Regions from separate parts of the Homo sapiens genome. Here region 1 is linked to region 2. The links are chromatin loops, found by intact Hi-C in ENCODE. Cell type or tissue: tibial artery. All regions are shown on one strand. Links, peaks and the distances in the headings refer to the core of each region. The heading gives the core; the rest is flanking DNA.

Evidence for each region. A loop is a pair of places that touch in the nucleus more often than their neighbours do. Peaks named below come from ENCODE experiments on the same cell type or tissue, not always from the same donor. Only the 100,000 strongest peaks of a DNase experiment are listed, where the experiment ranks them.
Region 1: it touches region 2 in a loop (3-fold over the local background); 31 of 110 quality-filtered maps call a loop at or near these places.

The regions. Positions count from the first base shown.
Region 1 is chr9:131,434,500-131,439,869 of GRCh38, forward strand. PRRC2B (proline rich coiled-coil 2B) reads left to right here. Exons shown (of 32, transcript NM_013318.4): 4 at 2,121-2,223; 5 at 4,490-4,562. Among named protein-coding and RNA genes, the nearest start is that of PRRC2B, 43 kb to the left of the region's middle. RefSeq lists enhancers at 1,577-2,552, 2,553-3,526. In tibial artery, for the core only: no CTCF peak of the experiment used is centred there; no DNase peak of the experiment used is centred there; H3K27ac peaks cover 2,929 bases.
Region 2 is chr9:131,384,487-131,389,856 of GRCh38, forward strand. It overlaps a transcript of PRRC2B not described here. Among named protein-coding and RNA genes, the nearest start is that of PRRC2B, 6.9 kb to the right of the region's middle. In tibial artery, for the core only: no CTCF peak of the experiment used is centred there; no DNase peak of the experiment used is centred there.

The DNA.
Region 1 (5,370 bases), core at 120-5,119, 50 kb after region 2:
AGTGGGCCCACAACGTGGGGACTCAGTGCTTAGTTTTGGAGAACACAAAAGTGCGACTACTTGGAAGCTTCTCTTTTAGGTAGAAGGAGATGTAAGAACCCGATCAGTAGCCTTCTGTTTGTAATAATCACGAATGGTGAGTTGCCTGGGTCAGGTGAATCTTGGAAGAGGGTGTCTGTATAGAGTTTGGCTTCCATTTACAGATAAGCCACTTGTATTGGAGGAGTTCCCACCAGGGGGGTGGCTGCCCTCCTTGAATCTCGTTGAGTGAAAAGTTGCCTACTGTGACCGGAGCGCTGAGTTAGAGCAGAAACCTTCATTCGGCCATTTCTTGTTGATTTCATCACTTCACCTGTGGAGTGTAAATTCACTGACACAGCCTTTTTTTGGAGGGCAGCCTGGCAATCATTTAAACTTCAAAATATCTTTTGATCCAGCATTTCCATTTCTAAGGTCGTATGCTATGGAATTACTTACAGAAAAATGGTGCAAAGATATGTATTAAAAAAAATTCTTGGCCGGGTGCAGTGGCTGACATCTGTAATCCCAGCACTTTGGGAGGCCGAGGAGGGTGGATCACCTGAGGTCAGGAGTTCAAGACCAGCCTGACCAACATGGCGAAACCCGATCTCTACTAAAAATACAAAAATTAGCTGGGCGTGGTCGTGCACGCCTGTAATCCCAGCTACTTGGGAGGATGAGGCAGGAGAATTGCTTGAACCCGGGAGGCAGAGGTTGCAGTGAGCCGAGATCATGCCACTGCACTTTAGCCAGAGTGACAGAGCGAGATTCCATCTCGAAAAAAAAGAAAAGAAAAAAAAGTTCTTATTGTAGGTCGGGCGCAGTGGCTCACACCTGTAATCCCAGCACTTTGGGAGGCTGAACTGAGCAGATCACATGAGGTCAGGAGTTCAAGACTGGCCTGGCCAACATGTTGAAACCCCGTCTCTGCTAAAAATACAAAAATTAGCCAGGCGTGGTGCTGCATAACTGTAATCCCAGATATTCGGGAGACTGAGGCAGGAGAATCGCTTGAACCTGGGAGAAAGAGGTTGCAGTGAGCTGAGATCATGCCACTGCACTGCAACCTGGGCGGCAGAATGAGACTCCATCTAAAAAAAAAAAAAAAAAAAAAAAAAGCCAAAAAATTCTTATTGCAGTTGTATCTGTAAGGGGGAAGAAAAACCCATATGAGAGACTGGTTAAATTATGACCTGTCTAGTTGTGTTGTGTGCTCATTAAAAGCAAAAGGAAGATCCGTTTCTATGTTGATGAAAAGATGTTCAGATGCATGAAGTAAAAAAGTCATAGAGCTTTATGTATGGGGTCACTCCACTTCTGTTAGAAAAATACTGTATTCCTGCAGTGTAAAACTCTGCTGGTTAAAAACAAAACTGTATTAACAGGTATAGAAAAGTCTGCTTGGAGTTTCTCTCTGGATGATGAGATCATGATGTTCTGTGTTACCTAGTTTTATTTATAAGTTTATTTTTACTATGAGCATGTATTTCTTTTATAAACTCAGAGAAGGTTAAAAAGTCAGCCCTCTGAGTAGGTATGGGCTCTGGGTCTGGGGTAAGGGGCACAAGCCCTTCATTCCAGTGATTGAATTTCCCTATTGGCAAATCCTTCATTTGCATTGTTTACAGTGAGCTTTTAGTTTTTGCAGACAGAAGGCTCTACAAGAAGGCAGAAAAGTTTCATTTTTAAAAAAGAAAGGCCAGGCAAGGTGGCTCAAGCCTGTAGTCCCACCTACTCAGAAGGCCGAGATGAGAGGATTGCTTGAGGCCGGGAAGCAGAGGTTGCATTGAGCCAAGTTTACCCCACTACACTCCAGCCTGGGTGATAGAGTGAGACCCCCTGTCTCAAAAAAAAGAAAAAGAAAAAGTCAGAGGACTGTCTTGTGCTAATTTTAAATGTCAGTGACTAGAACTTAAGCATGGTTTGTTTTCTTATTAGTTTTTGCCAGCATAAGAATCTACTGGGGAAAGTCGTATTTTTATTGGCCAGAGGAGGTCTGCTTCCTGTGAGCAGCTGAACAGCTGTGGCTCCTGAGAACGCAGAGACCTGGCCAGCGCACTCTGTGCGGTGCCTGACCCCACTGCCCTGCCTTTGTCTAGTTCCAGTGCGACGGCCTCTCAGCCGCCGGAGTCGCTGCCGCAGCCGGGTTTGCAGAAATCTGTCTCCAATTTGCAGAAACCGACACAGTCAATCAGTCAGGAGGTAGGTGCTGGGACCCCATCCCAACTGTTTCCTGGGCATGGTAGCCCCTAAATCTCTTTGTTGCTGGGGGATGGAAGGAGTTGCTACTGAGAAGTGTGGTTGTGCATGACCTGTCTATTCCAGAGGCACACCCGATGAGTGACTTTAGAAAACCGTCATGGGAAACCGTCAAGGTCAGTGGTTAAGAAATTTAATCTGCAGCTTTTAGAAAAAGACCTCAGATACAGACTAGGATACAGGCACCTACTTTGGTTCCTCTTGATTTACCGTGAGGCAGGGTCACTCAGGCTGGACTGCAGACTAGTTCAGGGTGAAGCTCCATGGAAGCGTCACGTGAGCTCCATGGAAGCTTGGGTCACAGGAAGACAAAAAGTGGCAGGTCACAAAAAGGTTCACTGGCCAGGTGAGTTTGAAAAACAAAACGAAGCGAGCTCCTTTACTGCGGTACTTCTCAGTGCCTTTCATATGCTAATACCTAATGTGACTCTCTGAGAAGAGGATATAATGGGCAGCAGTCCCTGAATTTATTTGTCCCAGGAAACATTTCTTTACCGAATGTCTCTAGGGACTAATGTCTCTCAGAACACGCTTTGGGAAATACGAAGCTACAATCCTTCATTTGTTGATATGTTTTAAGTGTTTTTCTAAGCAGAAAGTAATGATTTCACCAAGCAAGAGCTCATAACACACTCAGTCCATCAGAGCCTGGCTACAGGTTTCCAGAGATTGGCAGGAGGATATACTTAGCCAGAACTAGAAATCTAGATGAGAAGTCTATGAATTTTTTAGAAGACTAAAAGTAGACGTAGATATCTCATATTCACCAGCTCTCTTGACAGCGGGAATGAACATATTTTGGTTTTGCTTTGCTGCATGGGCAATATAAGGTCTCAAATGTCATCCCCTCTCTGCTTTAACCATACTCAGGGAAGTCTGTGGCTTTGCCAGGGCACCCTCTCCCCACCTAACACTGAACCGTGCTTTTAAAATTAAAGACAAGAAAAGAGGTCTATAATCATGCAAGATGCCCTTTTCCTTGGCCTAAATCCACTGGGACCCATAGGCTAGTCAGAGTATTTAGAGTTGAGTTCCTTTCTGCTTCCCAGAATTTGAAAGAAAAGGAGTGAGGTGATAGAGCTGAGAGATCAGATTTGCCTCTGAAGCCTGTTCAAGATGTATGTGCTCAGACCCCACCACTGGGGCCTGTGGGTGAGGTCCTGGGCATCTATTTGAATGAATTGCTGAAGGGGAGCACTATGCCAAGGAAGGGGAACCCATCCTGGCACTGGCACAGGGGTCACCTTATCCAGTGCTCAGTGCTTCTTTGCTGCTACCTGGTTTTCTCTCATATGTGAGGGGCAGGTAAGAAGAAGTGCCCAGTGTTGTGCGAGTTTTAGAACATCTACCAGTAAGTGGGGAAGTTTCACAAAGCAGCAGCTTTGTTTTGTGTATTTTCACCTTCAGTTAGAAGAGGAAGGCTGTGAGATGAATGTTAGTTGAGTGGAAAAGACGGGTGAGCTTAGTGGTTAGAGACTCGAAAGGGCACTGGACATAGGCAGGCTGGAGACTGGTCCTGGTCCTGCTGTTCTGCATCTGACTCAGTCACTCTTCTCTGAGCCTCAGTGGGGGATGTGACTAGAGCCTTCTCAGGGGGTGGTGAGCATTCAGTCAGGCTGGGTGTGCTTCGCATAATGCTGACCCTGGCGAGTTTTCAGCAGAGGTGACCTCCTAGGGTTCTCAGGAGGGGAGCTGTGCCTTGTAGAGTCACGGTCACTACAGAAAGTGCTGCAGCCAGCCCACCCAGATCAAGATCTGGCATGTTGGCCTTCTTTGTTCACGTTCCTCATTAGCAGCTGCGCAGTTTTAAAGACACATGCCGGAACTGGGCCTTAGTCTTTGTCGCTGGAGCAAAATAAAGTAGCTCTCTGTGGACACGGGAGGTTCCAGAGCACCGAATGGAGAGAAACAGGTTTGGGTCCTGGCTTTGCTGTGTCACTGTCTGTGTGACTTGAAGCTGGTCACTCCCCAAATCCTGCTCCTTGTCTGTAGAGTGGGCCTGGCATTTTCTCGTCCCTGGGACCGCTGTGTGGAGTGTGCGTTACAGGGAAGGTTCAGGGCTTTGCTGCTGCTCAGAAAGTGGTGGTGGATGGATCCGTATAGGGTTTGAATCTAAGGTGCTGGCCTCTCAGCACCTTGTTGTAATAGGCTGTTATTGTACAGTGGAATAAGGGAGCTGGCCCTCTTCTGATTCTCTTCCTTCTTTCAGAATACAAATTCAGTGCCAGGTGGACCAAAGTCATGGGCACAGCTGAATGGAAAGCCAGTAGGACACGAAGGTGGTAAGTGCGCACGTGTGTGTGTTGTTTGGGGACGCTGGGGAGAGGGAGGTGAATGCCTTTTCCAGAATGTCTGGTTGGGTCTAGGCACCCAGAAGCTTTGAGGACTCTCTTCCACAAAGAGGTACCGTCTATGGAGCCCTTGCCTGTGCACAGCGGGCGCTGACTCTGTAGAGGTGCCAGCTCTTTGGTTTCTTTGGATGTGTGCTCTTGCTGAGACAGAGGAGTGCTGACTGGGCTGTGCTGCTGGTGATTTTTGATGATAGCTTGAATGTTTCTAGCATACTGTGCTTCAGACCAAACTAGGCAGCAGCTCTGAGTGGGAAGGAGAGTGGTCGTGGTGTGGGCAGACGATTCAAAGGAATGTACTGGGGAAAGCCCACAATTCACTTTCTCCTGTAAAGCAGCACTGGCTGCCCTTTATTACCCTTTGCCACCATCCTGATATCGCCTTCTGCTTCCTGCACTACCCCTGCCAGCCAAGGCTTCACCAGACTTGGTCTTTAGTAGCCTGTATTAGAAAACCAGCTGCACATCCTTCGTTACCTGAACCTCACCCCCAGCCTGCCATGCCTAGGAGGTCCTGCCCCTTATGGGTTGAAATCCCTGTGCTCAAAGGCTCTTCCCTCAGTCTCCAACGGGAAATGACCGATCAATGTGCCAATTGGATTTCAGTGCCCCAGCTTCTCCCAAGGGGCTGAGGGTACAGATCGAGTGCCAGCAGGAGTGCAGTGGCACAATTATAGCCCATTGCAGCCTCGATCTCCCGGGCTCAAGCAATCCTCCCACCTCAGCTTCCTGAGTAGCTGGG
Region 2 (5,370 bases), core at 169-5,168:
ATGGCCAAGCTGGTTTCAAACTCCTGACCTCAAGTGATCCGCCCACCTCGGCCTCCCAAAGTGCTAGGATTACAGGTGTGAGCCACTGCGCCCGGCCTAATTTTTGTATTTTTAGTAGAGATGGGGTTTCACCATCTTGGCCAGGCTGGTCTTGAACTCTTGACCTTGTGATCCACCCGCCTCAGCCTCCCAAAGTGCTGGGATTACAGGCGTGAGCCACTGCGCCTGGCTTAATTTTGCACTTTTTTAGTAGAGACGGGGTTTCACCATGCTGATCAGGCTAGTCATGAACTCCTGACCTCAAGTGATCCACCCACCTTAGCCTCCCAAAGTGCTGGGATTACAGCTGTGAGCCACCGCGCCTGGTCGAAGGAGACATTTTCACATTGGCTGTAACAGGAGTGGAACCAGAGCTGGAAGATGGACAGGAAGTAACTGAGTGAAACCAGGAGAGCAAGGCTGGAGAGAGTGGGCATGAACCAATGAGCAAGTGTTGGGTTGTGTTTTGTTTCCTTTTAGTTAATTAATTTAATTTTTTGAGATGGAGTTTCACTCTTGTCGCCCAGGCTGGAGTGCAATGGTGTGATCTTGGCTGACTATAACCTCTGCCTCCTGGGTTCAAGCGATTCTCCTGCCTCAGCCTCCCGAGTAGCTGGGATTACAGGCATGAGCTACACCAGTAAGTTTCCTAATATTTAAAAGAAAACAGCCGGGCACTGTGGCACATGCCTATAATCCCAGCTACTTGGGAGGCTGAGGCAGGAGAATCACTTGAACCTGGTAGGCGGAAGTGGCAGTGAGCTGAGATCGTGCTGTTGCACTCCAGCCTGGGTAACGAGCGAAAAACTCCGTCTCAAAAAAAAAAAAAGTTTCCTTCAGGGTCCCCCAAATGTCCTGGGAAATCCCACCCAGGAGCCAGCCCTCACTGGCAGCCTCAGACCACAGACAGCAGCTGCCACAGCTGGCCCAGCACATCAGCCTTGCTCTCCCCTGGAAAGGCTAAACTTCCCAGACTGGCACTGCTGGATTCTTCTAGTCCTGGCTCGGCTACCCATGTCATTTGTGTCCTTGCCTATGTAAGTCACTTAACTTCTGACCTAAATTTCCTTATCCGTAAAGTGGGAGAAATAATAACAGTCTTGCAAGTGTTAATTAAGTTATCTTAGCAGCATGCCTGGCCCAGAAAAATGCTCAGTAAACAACAGCTATCCTCATTCTTTTTTTTGAGGCGGAGTCTCGCCTTGTCGCCCAGGCTGGAGTGCAGTGGTGTGATCTCGGCTCACTGCAAGCTCCGCCTCCTGGGTTCACGCCATTCTCCTGCCTCAGCCTCCTGAATAGCTGGGACTACAGGCGCCCACCACCACGCCCGGCTAATCTTTTGTATTTGTAGTAGAGATGGGGTTTCACCATGTTAGCCAGGATGGTCTCAATCTCCTGACCTCGTGATCCGCCCACCTCGGCCTCCCAAAGTGCTGGGATTACAGGCGTGAACCACGGCGCCCGGCCATCATTCTTATTGTTGTCATCTCAGAGAGAAGTGCAGAGAGAAGAGGATTTCCTGAACTTGGGATGTGGTTTGGATGTAGCCTAACCATTGAGTTTTACGGGGCAAGTGAAGGATCTCTGTTTGTTTGTTTTTTTTAAGAGATAGGGTCTTGCTCTGTTGCCCAGGCTGGAGTGCAGTGGCGTGAACATGTCTCACTGCAGCCTCGACTTCCTGGGCTCAAGCAATCCTCCCACCTCAGCCTCCGGAATAGCTGGGACTGCAAGTGTGCACCAACATTCTCGGCTAATTTTTTAATTTTTTTGTGGAGATGGGGCATCTCACTGTTGCCTATGCTGCTGGTCTTGAACTCCTGGGTTCAAGCAGTTTTCCTGCCTTGGCCTCCCAGAGTCCCGTGATTATAGGTGTGAGCCACTGCGCCTGGCCTATGCCTGTGGCTTTTTAACTCCCAGGGATGCAGCAGCTCCCACTGTCCCCAGAGGGTGTCACCCCACTTCCAGATCTGCCCGAGGAACAGAGCCTTTGACTTGACTTTCCCCCCTTAATACTTCCTCATCTGTCTTCCCAGAACACCCACGTCCTTCCAGGTTTTTCATACGCTTATGTCCTCTCTTGTCAGATGATAAAAACGGGTAACCCTATGAGTCCCAGGGTCCCTTCTGTTGTAGCCAATGAGGTCAAGGGCCAGACACCCATTCTGCCATTCAACAAACCAACCAAATTCATTGAGCACTCACTATTTGCCAGGCACCATGCTTGATGCTAAGGATAGCACAGGTGTATTAGGGTTCTCTTAGAGGGACAGAACTAGTAGGATATATATAATCATATATATATATAAGTCATATATATATATAGGAGTTTATTAAGTATTAATTTACACGATCACAAGGTCCCACAACAGGCTGGCTGTCTGCAAGCTGAGGAGCATGGAGAGCCGGTCCAGGTTCCAAAACTGAAGAACTTTGGGAGAAAGATGTAGGCTGTGAAGTTAGGCCTGTCTCTTTCTTTCTTTCTTTCTTTCTTTTTTGAGACAGTCTCGCTCTTGTTGCCCAGGCTGGAGTGCAATGGCACGATCTCGGCTCACCGCCACCTCAGCCTTCCGGGTTCAAGCGATTCTTCTGCCTCATCCTCCCAAGTAGCTGGGATTACAGGCATGCACCACCACGCCTGGTTAATTTTGTATTTTTAGTAGAGACGGGATTTCTCCATGTTGGTCAGGCTGGTCTCGAACTCCCGATCTCAGGTGATCCGCCCGTCTCCGCCTCCCAAAGTGCTGGGATTACAGGCGTGAGCCACCGCGCCCGGCCACCTGTCTCTCTCTCTCTTAGTTTTCTGCCTGTTTTATGTTCCGTGGCAGCTGATTGGATTGTGCCCACCAGATTAAGGGTGGGTCTGCCTTCCCCGGCCACTGACTCAAATGTTAATCTCTTTTGGCAACACCCTCACAGACACACCCAGGATTAATACTTTATATCTTTCAATACAATCAAGTTGACACTCAGTATTAACCATCACAGCAGAGAACCAAATGGACTAAGTCCTTGTCCTCCTGAGCCTTAGACCGATATCTCCCTTGTGCCAGACTTAATCCCTGAGGGATTTGCATCAAATAAGACAGATGCGGTCATCCTGCCTCTCACGGTACTGTCATCTCCTCCACTTCCCAAACTTTGGCAAAGGCTGTGAGGAACAGTGGAGAAGGTAAAGAGCTCACTGCCCCTGTGCCACCACCGAGAGTGTGAAACCTGCCCAGCACTGAGTGGCATGTGCTATAAAGTATAAAATACATGCCGGACTTGAAGACTTCATGTGACCACAAAGAATGTCAGTGATCTCATTTATAATTTTAAAATATTAATTACCTGTTGCAACAGTAATATTTTTGATATAGTAGGCTAAATAAAATTCATTATTAGGCCAGGTGCAGTGGCCCATGCCTGTAATCCCAGCACTTTGGGAGGCCCAGGTGGGTGGATCACTTGAGGCCAGGAGTTCAAGACCAGCTTGGCCAACATGGCAAAACCCCATCTCTACCTAAAATACAAAAAGTTAGCTGGGTGCGATGGCACACGCTATGTAGGAGGCTGAGGCATGAGAATCATTTGAACGCATTGTGGGCGGGGGGCCGAGGTTGCAGTGAGCCGAGATTGCTCCACTGCACTCCAGCCTGGGCAACAGAGCGAGACGCTGTCTAAAAAAAAAAAAAAATCATTATTAAAATTAATTTCATCAACTTTTACTTTTACTTTTTTTTTTTTTTTTTTTAGATGGAGATTCCCTCTTGTTGCCCAGGCTGGAGTGCAGTGGTGCAATCTTGGCTTACTGCTACCTCCACCTCCCAGGTTCAAGCAATTCTCCTGCCTCAGCCTCCCGAGTAGCTGGGATTACAGGCATACACCACCACACCCATCTAATTTTTTGTATTTCGTAGAGATGGGGTTTCACCATGTTGGTCAGGCTGGTCTTGAACTCCCAACCTCAGGTGATCCGCGCACCTCGGACTCCCAAAGTGCTGGGATTACAGACGTGTGCCACCACGCCCAGCACTTTTTTTCTTTTCTTTTCTTTTGAGACAGAGTCTTGCTCTGTCACCAGGCTGGAGTGCAGTGGCGCGATCTTGGCTCACTGCAACCTCCGCCTCCTGGGTTCAAGTGATTCACCTGCCTCATCCTCCTGAATAGCTAGGACTACAGGCACACGCCACTATGCTCAGCTAATTTTTGTATTTTTAATAGAGACAGGGTTTCACCATGTTGGCCAGGATGGTCTCGATCTCTTGACCTCGTGATCCGCCCTCCTTGGACTTCCAAAGTGCTGGGATTACCGCACCTGGCCCCTCCTTTTACCTTTTTTTTTTTTTTTTTTGAGACGGAGTCTCGCTCCGTTGCCCAGGCTGGAGTGCAGTGGCATGATCTTGGCTCACTGCAACCTCCCCCTCCCGGATTCAACCAATTCTCCTGCCTCGTCCTTCCAAGTAGCTGGGACTACAAGTGCATGCCGCCACTCCTGGCAAATTTTTTGTATTTTAGTAGAGATGGGGGTTTCACCATGTTGCCCAGGCTGGTCTCGAACTCCTGAGCTCAGGCAATCCACCCACCTTGGCCTCCCAAAGTGCTGGGATTACAGGTGTGAGCCACTGCGCCTGGCTCCTTTCAATTTTTTTTTTTTTTTTTTTTGAGACAGAGTTTCGCTCTTGTTGCCCAAGCGGGAATGCAGTGCTGGGATCACGGCTTACCACAACCTCCGCTTCCCTGGTGAATCAAGCGATTCTCCTGCCTCAGCCTCCCAAGTAACTGGGATTACAGGCATGCGCCACCATGCCTGGCTCAGTTTTTGTATTTTTAGTAGAGATGGGGTTTCTCCATGTTGGTCAGGCTGGTCTCACACTCCCAACCTCAGGCAATCCGCCCACCTTGGCCTCCCAAAGTGCTAGGATCACATGCATGAGCCACTGTGCCTGGCTGGGCAAGTCACTGAACTTTCTGATGCTCTATTTTCTCGACTGTTAAGTGCAGGTATTCAAAACACCAGGTATGTTTTCTTCCTCTGACACCTTGCTGGATGCTTTGTCCCCATAGTGGTGACAGTAGGGGAAGGGAGGCTGGGCACCCACCTCCAGGCTTGCTGAGGTTTGGAGGCTTTAGTGCATGTGCTTATTTGGCTGGTTTTGTGAGCCGTGTGTTTTGTGTGGTTGGTCAGGAGCCATGATTTTGGCCTCAGTTGTCCAGGCATCCACTTTTCAACCACCATGGAGATTGAGTGCTTACTTTGTGCCAAGCTCTCTTCTCTGCTTGGGGATCCCAGCTGGAGAGACACCACAGTGCTCCCCACCCAATTTTCGCAGGTAGAAACTCTTAGGCACC